Linked DNA regions of Mus musculus: region 1 is linked to region 2. A link is a loop called in an ENCODE intact Hi-C map of the cell type or tissue named here. Cell type or tissue: left cerebral cortex. All regions are shown on one strand. Links, peaks and the distances in the headings refer to the core of each region. The heading gives the core; the rest is flanking DNA. Region 1 holds the start of Lhx9 (LIM homeobox protein 9). Region 2 holds the start of Zbtb41 (zinc finger and BTB domain containing 41).

Region 1 (7,572 bases), core at 2,573-5,072, 580 kb after region 2:
TTCATTTAGTTTTAGGGTTTTGTTATTATTGTTATTTTTTAATGCCCTTGCTGGACAGAGCAATATCCAACATCCAAGGCCAATTCCAAACACTTCCATCTGAAAATGGGGAGTGTTTAGGTAGAGTGGACCCCAGTCCTATATTTACATTGGGCTTCTAGCCTCCTTGGGTTAATTGACTAGTTCCTTGGGTAGACCCCTCCTCTTCCTCCTCCTCCTTGGGCTCTGAGTCAGTTTAACTGCTGACTTGTAAGAAGGCAATCTGCCCCTTTGTGAGCAGACCTGCTGTCTCTGAAAGGGCCCCTGACCCAGCCCCTCCTTGAGGCCCTTCTTGTGTGCACGTGGGTTTAGAGAGCTCATTGATTTCCATCCAAAGGGGCTAATTACATTACTTACAGTAAATAGCCGTCCTGCTGTCAGGTAGGGCTGCCAAAATGGGGAGGGGGGACTTCTCCAGCTTAGTTCACTTGATTGGCTTCATTTTTTTTGTGTGAAATTGTGTTTTATGAGCTGTATTCTGGCACCCAGAGGACCCTAAAAGCGCCCACTCTGCAAATAACTTTATTTTGACCCAGAAAGGGGAAAAGGTGGGGAAATAGTGGAGACTTGAGTTTCAGGAAGAAGCGACCCCAGGAGCCCCAGAAAGTGAAGCTTTGGGACAGGAAGTTAGGCTGCAGCACTGGGAGTCGTTTCCTCCTCTTCATTTCTTCTCCGACTCTTCCTTCCACTTTCACGTCCTTCGCTCTCTTCTTCCTAAGTCCCCCTCTCATTCACACGGTTCCTTTATTCTCTTCTTTCTTCCTTTCCTTCCCTAGCCCCTTTCCCCAGCTTCTTCTCCTCAGCCTTCCTTCCAGATTGGGTTAAAGTTCCACGTGGAGCCGCCTGGGTGGAGGGAGGCGGCGGTGCCGCGGGGTGCTTCTCCAGCTTTCTAGACAGAAGCCCCGATGCTCGCCCGCAAGCCCGAGAAGTGGTGGTGAAGCCGAGACTGGCGAGCAGGCAGAGAGGAGCGGGAGCGGCCAGGCTTTCTTCCCTTTCGGATTAAGTTCCCGTCGCTGCTCCTGGCATCACGATCCTAGGACTCCCCCCACCCCCACCCCGTGGTCGTTTCAGTGAATCCACAATATCAGAGTATTGCGGTATTGTGGACACGTTTTAATGGGTCCAGAGGGAGGGGAAGGGCCGAGCTAACTAGAACAGAGGGCGACAGAACAATACCATCTCTTGTGAGGAGCAGTCTGCCATCCTGCCTGTTAGTTCTCACTTCCCCGCCTCCACCCAGAGCCTCTTTCACACCCTTCTAAGTGTGTGGAACACTAGCGGCTATTGCCTCGTCGTCCTACCCTAGTCGGGCATCCAGCTCACCCAAGACCTGTGCACGGTGACAAATTCCAAAGGGGACTCTAGAATTCCAAGTTTACCTTCAATCTAGAATTAGGTAAAAGAGTAACCCGCTCCACGGTCAAGGTTCTGTTAAGTATACAGTCTACAAAAGCATGTCCTGGCCTGTACACTCGAAAAATTTACTATATATATGTATATATATATATAGTAAATATATATATTTCCAAAAGTATTACTCAGAAAAGTAGGCTCTCCACGCCCCTTTTTCACTTTGGTGGACGTCTCAGAGCCTGGTGGCACCGCCTGCCCTCGGGGAGGTTAGGCAAGCAGACAACTGTCTGAAGAGTGCTTTTAATAAGTAAGTTAAGAAGAGATGGGGAGCAAGGGAGCATACATTAAAAGTACCGTTTCCGTGGAGTGATTCAAAGTCTGTGGGGTTTTTATACATTTCTGGTGACAGTCTTGTAAAACGGGGATTTAAAAAAGTCTGTAGATGAGAAGGAAACTTAAGGTTTGGAACTGATCTTCTGTGCACTCCTGGCTGGGGTCGGATAAACTAGGATCAAATCCAGGATGCGGACAATAAGGGCTCCTTTACCGCTTTGAAAACATGACTGTTGGGAACTCTTGGAAAGATGTATGCTTGAGGGTGTGTGTGTGTGTGTGTGTGTGTGTGTGTGTGCAGGCGCGCATGTGGGGAGGGGGTAAAGACCCCCTCCTTCTGCCTTTCCCCCAGTCCCCCACCCCTTTGTAATGTTTGTCCCTGCTTGCCCATCACCAGGGGGTTGAGAGGAGGTATGACAGGTCTTTGTTGTCTGAATAAAAATCCGTGGCAGCTCCAGGGAGAGGACTCCTCCTACTAAATTATCAAAAATGGGCTGGCTTTAGTCTCTTAACAAATTGGACACAGCTCCGGCTGGAGCAGTCCCCAACGCAACCTACAGGCACTGGGAACTTGCAGGCAGCCGGGGACCGCTGAATCTAGCACTTCGTTCTCTTTCTTTGTGTTCAAAACTATTTTTCTTTCTTCCTTAGATTTTGTTTTCCTCCCCCCCACTTCAACCCCCCTCGGCAGTTGTTTTCCATTAGTAACTCGATCTCTCGCTGCAGTTAGAATCGCCTGCTTTTCCCTCCGTCCGCGTTTGTTTGTTTTCTGCACATCTCCTTCTGGAAAACCCTGGATATCCCCCCCCCCCGCCCCCTTCCCCGTCGTTCTTTTGCCTCGGTCTTTTCCCTCTCAAGTAGAGCTATTTCTACTCTGTCGTTTTCTTCTTTCCTCTCTTGTCCCTGTTCCCCAACGCGTCTCTACGCTTCTGCATCGCGCAGCCCTGTGCGGTCGCTTTTGCTTCTTCACTCGAATGAACTGAGAGCCCCAGGCGTGTGTTTATGGAAATAGTGGGGTGCCGAGCCGAAAACAATTCGTGTCCTTTCCGCCCCCCAGCCATGCTCTTCCACGGAATCTCCGGAGGCCACATCCAAGGTATCATGGAGGAGATGGAGCGCAGATCCAAGACTGAGGCCCGTCTGACCAAAGGCACTCAGCTCAACGGCCGCGACGCGGTAAGGACCAGTCCGGGCGCGGCGCCCGGGAAACAGCGAGTCTCCCGGTCCGCCCAGGTTGGGGATGGCGGGTCCCGGGGACTTTTGCCTAGGGATGTTCGCAAGGTTTTCACGAGAGGCGTGCTTGCTAGGCAAGGTTCCCTTTCCGAATCGAGGTGTCTAAGATGTTGTAGTCCTGAGCTCTCCAGTCTTTGTATAGCAGCTGATCCCGAGCCGACAGGGCAGCGGGCCTTGGAAGGAGCGGGCGTGCTCCCTGCCAACCACAAACTCCAGTCTCCCGCGACCTGGCCGCCAGGCCGGATCCGCCCGCCCCCAGGGCAAGCCTTGGTGCAGTTAATAGGGGGACTACTTACCGGCCTGGCGTCCTTGCCCTGGGATAGAAGACAAGACCTTCAGAGTAGACCTCAACGTTCTGGTCCTTTTCCCATTCTTCGGAGCTCAGCACCCGAAACCAGAGATTGTTAGGGGCTCTGCAGGACAGTTCAGCTGCTCTGGTCGTCACAAAAATTGCGTTTCTCTTCCTTATGGGACCAGTGTATTGGATAGTGGGAAATCAAATCAAATAAAATGCGAAGGAGCGGGTCCCTAGTCTAAAAGCAAGAACATGAGCGCTACAACCTCAAGAGATGGAATCTACTATTGCGGTTCCTATTCGTAACAGCAGTTATTATGTCTTCGTGAAAATACTAGTAACCTAAACATGTCCCCCTTCCACGCACCAAAGGGGGAAAAAACTACAGAAGTCTGCGGAGATGATTCCGGGCAAAGAGTGCTTTGTAGACCCTCTGTATAACAGCAAGGACTGTAGCTCAAACTGACCCGAGAGGGCTCTAGACAAGAACAGCGAGGTTTTGGGATAATAGTCCACTGTCGCTATTTGTATAATTAATTCAGTGAGAATCCAATATCTGAGTAAAGGACGAAATTTATCCTTCCCATGCCCACCAGAATGTAATAAGGGAAGCCCGGACTGTTTCTGCTAGTCTGAGGAAAGGGTCCAGCGGTGAACTTTTTACTTGTAATGGCTACTTTATTTTAAAAGCGGCAACCACATCCCAACTGTGTTTCTCAGAATAAGTTTTACCGCCTTAGCTAGCCTCATTTGGGAACTAGGTCTTAGTTTGGGAATCAAAAATTCAAGATAATTATCTGTGCTGTTTGTGCTGGCTAGAGAAAAGAGCGAGTGTACGGAAAAGAATGGATGGGGCTCTTCTTTCAGGACAGGCACTTCACTTTCTCACCAAGGATAGGGCTAGGGCGACGGCCTTAACAGCAAGAGCTGTTAGGTATGTCCGAATCACAACGACGGCCAAATTATTCTGCCTATATAAATTAAAAAAAAAGGAATTATAGTATTGTCTGTGTATAAAAGATTCACGTACTTCAGAATTCTAGTTCTCAATAACAGTTTGTTATTTTATTTTGTGTATTATTTGAAAGTTACACATTTTTAGCCTTAGTTATTCTCCTTCTGGACCGCCCATCAAAACATCCTGTAGGCTCTCAGCAAGCTCAAGATGTTGAGATTTTTTTTTAGGGTCACAAGGCTAGGAGGATCAGGATGCTAGGAAGGGGAACAGAATGTTGAAAATGGGGGGAAGTTGCAAATGTTTCTGTGGCCCTTGTAATGGTGTGCTGTTTTGCGCTGGGGTTGCCGTTCTGCCAGGACGTCCCGGGTTGTGCGGCAACGCCCCGAACCCACCCTCAGCCTTGCCTTGTGCTTGTTTCACAGGGTATGCCCCCTCTCAGCCCGGAGAAGCCTGCTCTGTGCGCCGGCTGCGGGGGCAAGATCTCCGACAGGTACTATCTGCTGGCCGTAGACAAACAGTGGCATCTTAGGTGCCTGAAGTGCTGTGAATGTAAGCTGGCTCTGGAATCTGAGCTCACCTGCTTTGCCAAGGACGGTAGCATTTACTGCAAGGAGGATTATTACAGGTACTGCCCCCACCCCCAGCCCCTTCACACACTCCTCTGACCCAATTCACCAGATAGAACCACTGCGATAGAGCCACTGCGAGAATCCGGAGTCCCTTCTCTGTCCCTTTTTTTTTTTTGGCTCGGTCAGAGTACAGGTGTGTGTGTGTGTGTGTGTGTGTGTGTGTGTGTTGTTTTTCGTAAATGAGGGAAATTGCCTTAAAACTGTGTATACTCCATTGGTGAGGATGGGCGAGAAGGATCCCAGGGTGTAATGAGTTTTATCAGGGTTCTCAGCTCTTCACAGCATCCTCCGGAAAAATCAGGGAGAAGAGGAAATGGACAGGTATCAGGTGAAGGAGACAATATTTTGTTGTTGTTGTTGTTGTGTTTTGTGGTCCCCCTCAATATGAATTGGCCAGCTCCCCCACTTTTGGCCCAGAAAGCAGCAGCCAGGTGGGTGACAATGGTCCTGTAAATGCCTATGAAAAAGTCACAGAGGCCACTGTTCCAGAAATGGCTAGTCAGAACCAGATTGAAGGAAACAAAACAACAAAACAAAACAAAACAACAACAACAAAAAACCAACCAACCCATCAACCAAACAACCAACCAAGTAAACAAAAAAGCAGAGCAAAGGAAAACAAAAGGAAACAAACAATAAAGAAGAAACAAACATCATCAACAACAAAACAATCGAACAAACCCGACAAAACAAAAATCCCAGCAGGTTGGGAAATGTTTGCGTCTGTGGACATTATCTAGCTCCTGTCTAAGCAGAAGCAGGAGATAAAGGGATAGCTTTTTCTTTGTGGAATTACCGTTCTTTTTCTGGGATGCCAGGCACACTCAATACATGAAAGAGTGGCACTATTTTGTCATCATTAAGATCAGCCTTTTTCATTTGGCATTACAATTTAATATTCTTTCAATAGCGCCGTGAATTGGCCAGTTCGTTTGTTTGCTTAAAAAAAAAAATACACTGAAGCTTAGTTCCTGGTTCTTCGCACTTTAATATACGGATTCACTAGGACCAGAGGAGGTCACCGAGCAAGTAAAGCTGATATCCAAAGAGGTCCTCAGCCAGAACTCCCTAGCTAGTCTTTGGCCCCTGTAGACTAAGCCCTGGTACTGCGAATGGGAGTTGGGTCCTCTTTGTACCAACTGGCTCCCTGATTCTCCTGTTTGCTTCCAGAAGGTTCTCTGTGCAGAGATGTGCCCGCTGCCACCTTGGCATTTCCGCCTCTGAGATGGTCATGCGCGCCCGAGACTCTGTCTACCATCTGAGCTGCTTCACTTGTTCCACTTGCAACAAGACCTTGACCACGGGCGACCATTTCGGGATGAAGGACAGCCTGGTGTACTGCCGCGCACACTTCGAGACCCTCTTGCAAGGGGAATATCCACCTCAGCTGAGCTACACGGAGCTGGCGGCCAAGAGCGGCGGCTTGGCTTTGCCTTACTTCAATGGCACTGGCACCGTGCAGAAGGGGCGGCCCCGGAAGCGGAAGAGCCCAGCTCTGGGAGTGGACATCGTGAATTACAACTCAGGTGGGCCCCTACCTTTACCCACTCCGACAGCTCAGATCTCACACTGCTGGAGGAGGATTTAGCAGGACTTGGTGCTGTTCCAACACCAAGTCACCAAGACAGTGCTTTGCCTAACAGGACCCTGTTCTCACCACACCTCTCTCAGTCTGAGGAAGAGAAAGAAGTAAAGGAGACGGAAGGGGAGAGAGGATGGGTTATTGGTTATTGAGCTTGTGGGGGAAAAAAATTTATAACCGTGAGGCCGAAGTGACTTCCCCCAAACAGGCAAAGCCAAATCCTTGTTGCCCATTAGTTAATGAGCCCATTAGTTTCTGGCTCTCAGTTGGAGCAAAACAGCCCCAGGGCAATTCCTTTGTTGGAGCCAAATTATAGATCCTGGAGGAGGTTTTCCTAAATAGTTAATGGGGGAAAAGAAAAGACTTCAGAGCCCAGCTCCACTCTGTCTAGAGGGGGCAGAGGCTGTGGTCACCAGCCCAAAGTTAATCAGCAACACAGTTGGCGAGGGTATTGAAAAAAATCGGCATCTCTGATCTCGGCAATGAGCAACTATAGGGTGGGACTCACTCTGCACAGCTGAGACAGCTGTGCCTCTGGAGGCTCAGGGTATTCATCTAACCTCTTCACTCCCTGCCTGAGAGATCATCAGGTCATCTAGACCTCAGATAACCAGAAGTATCTCCAGTCCACTGGGGTGGCTTAGTGTTACCTCAGGCTGCCTGTTTGCCAGCAGTTTGCCAGCCGTCTCCCAATTCAAATCAGAGTACAGGCAACAGTCCCTAAAGACTTCCTTGCTTTGGAGGATACGTCTATCATTTATCAATCTGCCTCACTCACAAGTGAGGCTACTTGCCCTGAAGACCTGAGCTCTTATTCAAGCGCAGAGGGCAAGGAAAGGGGACCCAGGATTGGTTTGGGGAAGCCCAAGGAACTTGTCTGCTCTGATTTCCCATGCCCTGGCCCCAACCCATTTGGGAACTCAGCACATAGGGACCTTTGGGCTACTAAAAGAGACAAACTGGCCGTGAGTATCACCTTCCAGTTTTCAGTGTCTGGTGTGGCATGTGACTTGTAGCTGGAAGATAGTAGAACAATATCCTATTTAAGTGATCCGCCTGAGGTCCCAGACATTGTGAACATCTGGACTGAGATTCCCACTCGGATTTCCTAGTTCTCAGATGATCCTGAGCAGGTGTGGTCCCTAAGCTA
Region 2 (7,572 bases), core at 1,958-4,457:
ATCTGGCTGTAACTCTGTCATTCTCTTTTTTTTAAGCTCCCCATCCCCAGCAGTTTCATTAGATAAAAGTAAGCCCCTCTGGATAGCATCCAAGCCATTCCCAAGCTGGCTGTATGCCCGTAGTGAACTGACCCTTGCTCATTGATTTCCAAGTCAAATCAGGCTAATTAAAGTTTGTATATACCATAAGCAGGGAGTACAAAGTCTTACATGTATAGGAAAGATTAAATGTTCCCAGGTACCTCAGCCCCCAAAAGCTGCTCTCTGTGTATATCCTCATACTGAGAGCGCTAGTGACCATTTACTACCAGGACTGACAAGTTTCTTGTGCACATATAGTCTTCCCATTGACTAAGTTATTCAAAAGTTGTTTCATTTCTCTGTGTATGAAAGAGTAAAATTATTAATAACCATTAAATTGGATTCTGAAAAGTATCCTTAGAAATACATCCAAAAGGTATCATAAAAGCAAAAAAAAATGTTCACTGTACAGCCAGTCTATACCTACTTTGATAGGAAATGATTACAAATCTTATAAAACAAAATTTAACCTATGCAAATAGCATACATAACCCAGCACAAGATAGTCATATATCAAACTGCATGATTTCTTTTACAAAGTCAGATTATGTAAAGTTGTTTTAATCATTTTATGTGCAGAATGTACTTAGCAGTATCATAATCAATGTACATGTAACTCAAAACTACTAGCACTGCTAAGATTAAACAGGTATATTAAGTCAAAGCTATATAGAATAACTGCTGACAGTCTGGAGTCTTTCTCCCAAACACAGAACCTGTACCCTGTTAAGAGAAAATGAAGAAAACACAAAAGGGTAAATACCAAATTATTTCTGATTCACAACAAATTTAAAATAACAAGGTAAACTATGTGCCGAAAATCAGAGCATGTTCCCTTCAGAACTCTTCTTAAACATTCCTTCCAAAGTTTAGTTTGTAGTGATTACCACTGTTGTAGGAGAGGCACAAGGGGTAAGTGACTAGGGCTAGGAAAGGGGTTAGCCTTACCTATCCGGTCAAATGTCTTATCACATTTGGGACACTGCAGGATTTTCTTATTGCTGTTCTGAATGATGACGGGAGCTAACCCTTCATGGATGCTCCCGGCAGAGTCGCCAGCCTCAGGTTCCTCTTCTGCATCATTATCTTTGTCACTCTGCTCCGTGTCAGAGTCTTCATCGGACACTTCCTCCTCCAGCTCTTCGTCTTCGGCATTATATTCACTGCCAGGGTCCTCAGAATCATTTCTATCTGACCTCTCCTTCTCAGAACTTTCTTGATGCAAATTGTCTGACCCATCCCCACTCTCCTGTTCATCGTCGCTGGTATCCTCAAACTTGACAGGGCACTTCCGATTCCTCTTTGACCTCCGGGTAGAAAAACTTCTCTCCAGCATTTTTAACCCATGTTTTTTCCCAAGGAGCAGAGACCTGTGAGTTTTGGCTAAATGATTCTCTAAGGACTTTTTATAGCAGAAATGCCTACTACAAAATTTGCACTGATGACTACTCGACAGTCTTCCAGTTAGCTCATTTAGTGTTTCTTCTGGTGACGACTTTTCAGTCAGTTCGGCCTGAAAGGCAGCAACATTCTCATTATTCAGCAGCTTTACCGCATCGATGATGTCCAAAAATTTTGCAGCCTCTAACACAAGAGGTATTTCGTATTTGTACACAAAAAACTCCGATGTGTAGAGGAACTCAAGCAAATGCTGAAAAACCGAATGCGTTACGTGATCCAGGGTGACAACATCAGTGCTTGGATTTTTGCTCAGACACGCATGAAAATAACTACTGCCGACAGCAACGACCACTTTATGCGCACTAAACTCTTTCCCTTCCACTATGATAAGTAAATCGCAGAAAGACGGTTGCTTCTGCCTATCATCGTTCAAATACTTCAGCAAATTCTTATTATACTGCAAAGAACTCAAAAGCTTTCTCTGATCTGGAGAGGGAGGCAGTTCTTGGCAACGCTGGGCAGCTTCGGGGGTTGGTCTTTCTGGAGCCTGAGTATAGGTCACTTGGCCACACTCCACAGCAGCATTTTCTTCCGAAGAGTCTTTATGATAGCCTAGATGGATCTTCTCGTCAAGATTTGAAGTAACCTTTCTCCTTTTCTTCATTGCAATGCGGCAATTTTTGAACAAGAAACTTCATACGTGACTTAGGCGATTGATGAAACAAAACTAGATTGTCTTGAACAACAGCTTCTGAAGGGGCGTGCCCCACCGTTTCATGGTCTGCAAAAAGAGTGAGAATCAGGTAAGAGCTCCACCGCATAGCCATCTTAAATAACCCAAAGGTGTTGTCAACTAGTCTTTCCTACATTGTAACTAGATTACAAAGTCGACAGTGCATTCACTCCCAGCTAAGATTTTCTTTTTTTTTAGGGCAGGGAACCAGGAGAGCTGGGCTGGGAAAGACAATCCAACAAAAGAATAGTGTGAAGTGAAGGCACAGCACACCTTCCAGGCCTGATTCACGAATAAGGTGGAGAGAACACAACCCAGAGAGCACCATCCCGCCGAGACCGCAAACAAGGCAGACTGGCCGGCCGGGACCGCAGTCCCGATTTGGGTGCTGGGACCTTGACAATAAGGCCAGCGCGGCCACGAAACGCAAGTCTCCATTAGCATGCTTTCCCCGGGCGAGCGCGGCATGGCTCCTGAGCGACAGACCTTCCGAAATCCACTAGGCACGGCGGCCCCAGGAGGGGAGCAGAGTGGGGTCAGCACGGGCGACGACTGCAGGAAGCCGAGTCTTCCCAGGCCGGGGTTGGCGGGGACCCGCGCTCGCCCGTGACCCTTCCCTCCCAGGCTGCCCGGGGCAAGCGTCCCACAGGCCCATTACCGGGAAGCCCGGGCTCCCGCGCCGGCTCGGGGCCGCCCAGCTCCGATCCCCGCGCGCTCGCGCCCGCGCCCACCCACTTCCGGGTCCGGCCCCCCACCTCAGCCACCTCGGCGGCGCTCCTTCCCCTCGCGGAGTCCCGCCGCCGCCGCCGCTCGCCAGGCAGGCACGTCAGGCCCGCGCAGCCGCCCAGCCGCCGCGAGAAGCCGGGGAGCCCCGGCATCCGCCCGAGCGCATGCGCGCGCCTCCAGCCCTGCGCATGCTCCGTGAGCTTTCTTTCCTGCCCTGGGTGCCCTACCGAGGTCCCAGGTCCGTTATACCCGCTTTTCGTGGCCACTTAAGGGCCCTCGTTAACTGAACCAGAAAAACTTGGCTGCGGGAGGGGAAGATAGCTGTGATGAGGGGTTAGGGGGAATTGGCGCCACGACAACTGGTGTGTTTCCAGTGTGTCACCAAACAGCGACCTCCTCCGGAAACCTGCCAGTTTCCAGTCCACAGTGGCAAACACCCAAAGTGCTGGCTGGAAGTAGTTGTATGGCTTTCCGACTTACATGTGCGTAAAATGTAAGCACACCTAAAATTGTGGGGTTTGTTTTTATTACCTTGCTATGAACAGAAGATGTGCATGTAAGATGTGAAGCTGAGAAAAGGACAACCAAACCTCTACGGGACTTAGAGCCTCAGAGCCCCTGCCTAACGTGTTGCATCTCCGACAGAATGCCCAGTGGCCCGATATTGCCCGTCTGGCGATGAAGGTTCTAGAGTTTGTTTGTACAAACCTAAGGAAAAAAACTGATACAAAGGCCGTGACCAAAAAGAAATCAATACACACACCTTCCCTTTTACCTGTAACTCCACTCTCTTCATAACTCTGAATCTGAAAAGGTTACCCTCTCATTAGCAAATACGAGCAAGTGCATACCCAGGAGGAGGAGAAGTTGAGGGAGCGTGTGGGGGACTTTTGGGATGGCATTGGAAATGTAAATGAAATAAATACCTAATTAAAAAAGAAGAAGAATGTACACCCAGAATAGTATAAGGAAAGCTAATGAAAATGATAAAATACTCAGAGCTATAGATTATAAAGTAGAAAATGTTTGAAAAGACAAGCCCATAGATATTAATTTTGTGTGTGTGTGGGGGGGGGTGCAGTGTTATCATCCATCGTCTGGCTCCTACCACCAAGTCTTTCCAGCTGTTGTCATGTGTCAGTGTTCTAAGTTACATGGGACAATCAAAGAAATGGGGTCACTTCCGGGCGAAATATGGCATTGCAGGCAGCAAAGAGGAACGGCCTCAATGAGCTGAACCTCGGACAGCTGTTCAAATGCTGTTTGGGGAGGGGGATAAAGCAAGCCCCTCATACAAAGGCCTGTGGTCTAAGCTAGATGTTTCATGAAGGAGAACACCACACCACTGCAACTTTAGCCTTCACTGTGTACTGTTTGTAGTACTCAATAATGTAAGACATTCCAGGTCTGCCAGGGCAGTCTTGTGACCAAAGTCGGGCAAAGGATGGAAAGCTCCTTCAGGAAAAAAAAAAAAAAAAGACTCTATAGAAAAAAAAATCACCATTTCTACAATGATTTCTTCAAGGTCAAGGTACTTCTAAAAACCATCTATTCATTCTGGTGTTTCCCCTAGGTCCAGTGAAAAAACAGCAATTTTCATTCAAATGTTTACCTTAGATATAATGATTCTACCAAACACACCACAGTCATGTTGGTCCAACAAAGATGAACTCAATCTCTTTGGAACTATAATAAATCCTCTCTACTACGTTTCATCTGTCAAGCATTCTATCTAAATACCAGAAAAGAAACTGATACACCATATAATATGGTTTCTTGTCTATCTCACTCATCAGACAAAAATCATATAGGACAAGTTGTATTAATCTCTTACACTGCTGTATTTTAATAACTAGTAAAATACCCAGAGACTTCATTGTGATACTCAATATCCCAATGAAGACAACAGATGTAGATTACACACTTACATAAATCAACTTGCCCCATATGGAACTGTCAAATAGATGATACAAGGCCTATGCCTGTCAGTGAGGAGCACAACTATTCCTCACCTGTTTGGATACTATCACAGTCCTCTTAGAAGAAATGCCATGCAACACAAACAATGACTGAAGTCCTCATAAATAGCCTTAACCCAATTCAGTATTCTATGTTGCACCAAGAGATAATCGATGTAGTCTTTTCACAACCACTGAAGTGAAGAACAGGGCTGATAACAACCAGGTACAATGGTACTTGCAACTGCCATACAACCCCATTATAATCAGATTAGTTTTAAAAGTGGATTATTAAATTACGACTTAAAAGGCTTAAGTGTATGAAACATCTTGCACCAATGAAAAAGGAAGAGACCTTTTGAAAAATGACCATAACATTGTCAAGTAAAAACCCCAGTGCAAGAGGCAGTATATGAATTGTTAGCCCTAAAAACCATAAAGACTACTTCTATTGTTGCTGCATGCTAGATCTAGATAGTAAGACTCTGCTACTGATGGCGTTACATACTCTGGTTGTCGGACACAAAGAAATAAAACTGAATTTAGCTGCAAGTTCCCTCCTCACTGGATGACACTCATAGTACTGAAAGGTGCAGCTGAGGGAAAATTGTCACAAACAGTCCTGCTCAATGATATTTCAATACTATTTGCTACAGTATTGAAATGCCAGGCAGGATTTGCCTATGCAACAGTGGCACAATTATCGTGGGTACAATCAACTTAAGTCCTGCTCTAAAATACATAGGTTCGTGACTTGTACTGTAAACCAAAACAAAAATTCATGGCTTAGAAGGTCACAGGCCCCAGGGAGAAAACCACAGCTACTGTTTTAAATGAATGTGATATGTATGTCACAGTGCTTTCAAACATTTGTGTTAAGCCCTTAGATCACCATTGCTGTTAGCCTCTACCAGGAAGGGAAGGAAATTTCCTTATGGAGTAGCTGGTATACATTATATCGGTGCTATAGACAACAAATCTATAAATAGCATTATACTAAATGGAGACAAACATATTTTTTCCTCTAAAATAATGAATAAGACAAGGATGCTCACTCTTTTCCCCTTATTTAGTACAGTTCATGAGGTCTGAGTTACAGCAACCATAAAAGGAGATATAAAAGTAATAAAATAGAAAAGGGAAAGGCTGAGTTACTCCTATTTGGAGATGACATGAGTTGATACTATAAGTTAGACAATAATAGTATATTAGAAGACCTTATAGAATCTACTAGAAAGCTTGAGATCCATTAAACATAAGTAAAGTTGTAGGATGAATATATATATTCTACCTAGAGCTAGCATGCAGTATGCATGCGAACGCGCGCGCACACACACACACACACACACACACACACACACACTATCCTTTATATATACTATCAATAAACTCTCAGAGGAAAAAAATTAGTAAAATATATTACACTATCTCCAAAAGGTACCTAGAAATAAACCTAACCAAAGAGGTGAAAGACCTCAACAATGAAAACTTCGAGACAATGAAAAGAAAATTCCGAGGAGACAACTACAAGATAGAAAGATTGCCCACGGTCTTGAATTGGCATAATTAATACAATGAAATGGGTATACTACCCAGATTAGCCTAGATATTTAATATAATACCCTTAAATTTTCAATGGCATACTTTACAGATCTAGAAAAAGCAAAAAATTCATATGGAGCCACGAGTACTCATGAATATTGAAAGCAATTCTAACAAGAAAGAACACAGTTGCAAGTATTAAAATGCCTGACCTCAAGTTATACTACACAGCTATAGTGACAAAGGCAGGCTGAAACTAGAATAAAACAGTTAAACTAATAGAACAGAACAGAAGAACCAACAAAGCTATGGCTACTTAATTTAACAAAAGTGGTAAAAATGTGCATTGGAAACAATAGCCTATTCAACAAGTGATACTGCAAAAATCAGATATCCACTAGCAGAACAATGAAACTTGATCCATATCTTTCAAATCAATTTAAAGTGGATCAAAAGCTTTAAAACCAGAAATTGTTAAAGCAAAAGATAGGAAATGCTCATCAAGTGTAAAGTAACCTTTATTTGTTGGATGTAGCTGTCATCTCAGAGCTTATTCCTTAATAAGCTCGTCCTTTCTAGCTCTTTCTGAACTCTGGCTGGCTGGTTCTGACGGTTCTAGCTCAAAACTCCTCGCCAAGTTGGCTGATTCAAACTGGCTTCTCTTGGTTTCTCACTGAAATGTCCTGCTTGGCCTCAGACTAACTGGGGCAGTCTGTTCTAATCTTCTGGCTCCTTCTCATCCTTTCACTCATTTCTCTGTGTCTATAAACCTGTTTCAGTAAAAGTGCCTGCACTGCTCTCTCCAAATTCACCCGTTTCCTCTCTTCTCTTGTGAGCCCTGGGTGTGTTCTATCTTTGACTCATTTTGTCAAATCTTTCTCTGATTCATGATTTTGCTCCTTAATTAGACATCAATTTCAAACTTGACTGCTTCTTTCTACAAACTAACTTTACCTTCATTGTTTGGTATTAAAGGTGAGTACTAAAGGTGTTTTCTGTACTCCAGCCAGAGGGACTAAAGAGGTGTGTCATACCAGCAGGATAACACAGACCTAGAAGGTCTTTAGATGTGATCCCTAACTATAGCAGCCAAGATAACTAGGGTAGATATAAACTTTCTGAACAAGGTTT

The links. A loop is a pair of places that touch in the nucleus more often than their neighbours do. Peaks named below come from ENCODE experiments on the same cell type or tissue, not always from the same donor. Only the 100,000 strongest peaks of a DNase experiment are listed, where the experiment ranks them.
Region 1: it touches region 2 in a loop (2.5-fold over the local background); 8 of 42 quality-filtered maps call a loop at or near these places.

Annotation. Positions count from the first base shown.
Region 1 is chr1:138,837,137-138,844,708 of GRCm38, reverse strand. It overlaps Lhx9 (LIM homeobox protein 9), which reads left to right and starts at 2,265. Exons shown (of 5, transcript NM_001042577.1): 1 at 2,265-2,901; 2 at 4,634-4,836; 3 at 6,011-6,366. The coding sequence starts at 2,728. In left cerebral cortex, for the core only: no CTCF peak of the experiment used is centred there; DNase peaks (open chromatin) are centred at 3,040, 3,306, 3,622, 3,982 and 1 more place.
Region 2 is chr1:139,417,725-139,425,296 of GRCm38, reverse strand. It overlaps Zbtb41 (zinc finger and BTB domain containing 41), which reads right to left and starts at 2,914. Exons shown (of 11, transcript NM_172643.5): 1 at 2,874-2,914; 2 at 1,030-2,263. The coding sequence starts at 2,146. In left cerebral cortex, for the core only: a CTCF peak has its summit at 3,323; DNase peaks (open chromatin) are centred at 2,287 and 3,174; H3K4me3 peaks cover 1,848 bases; H3K27ac peaks cover 1,205 bases.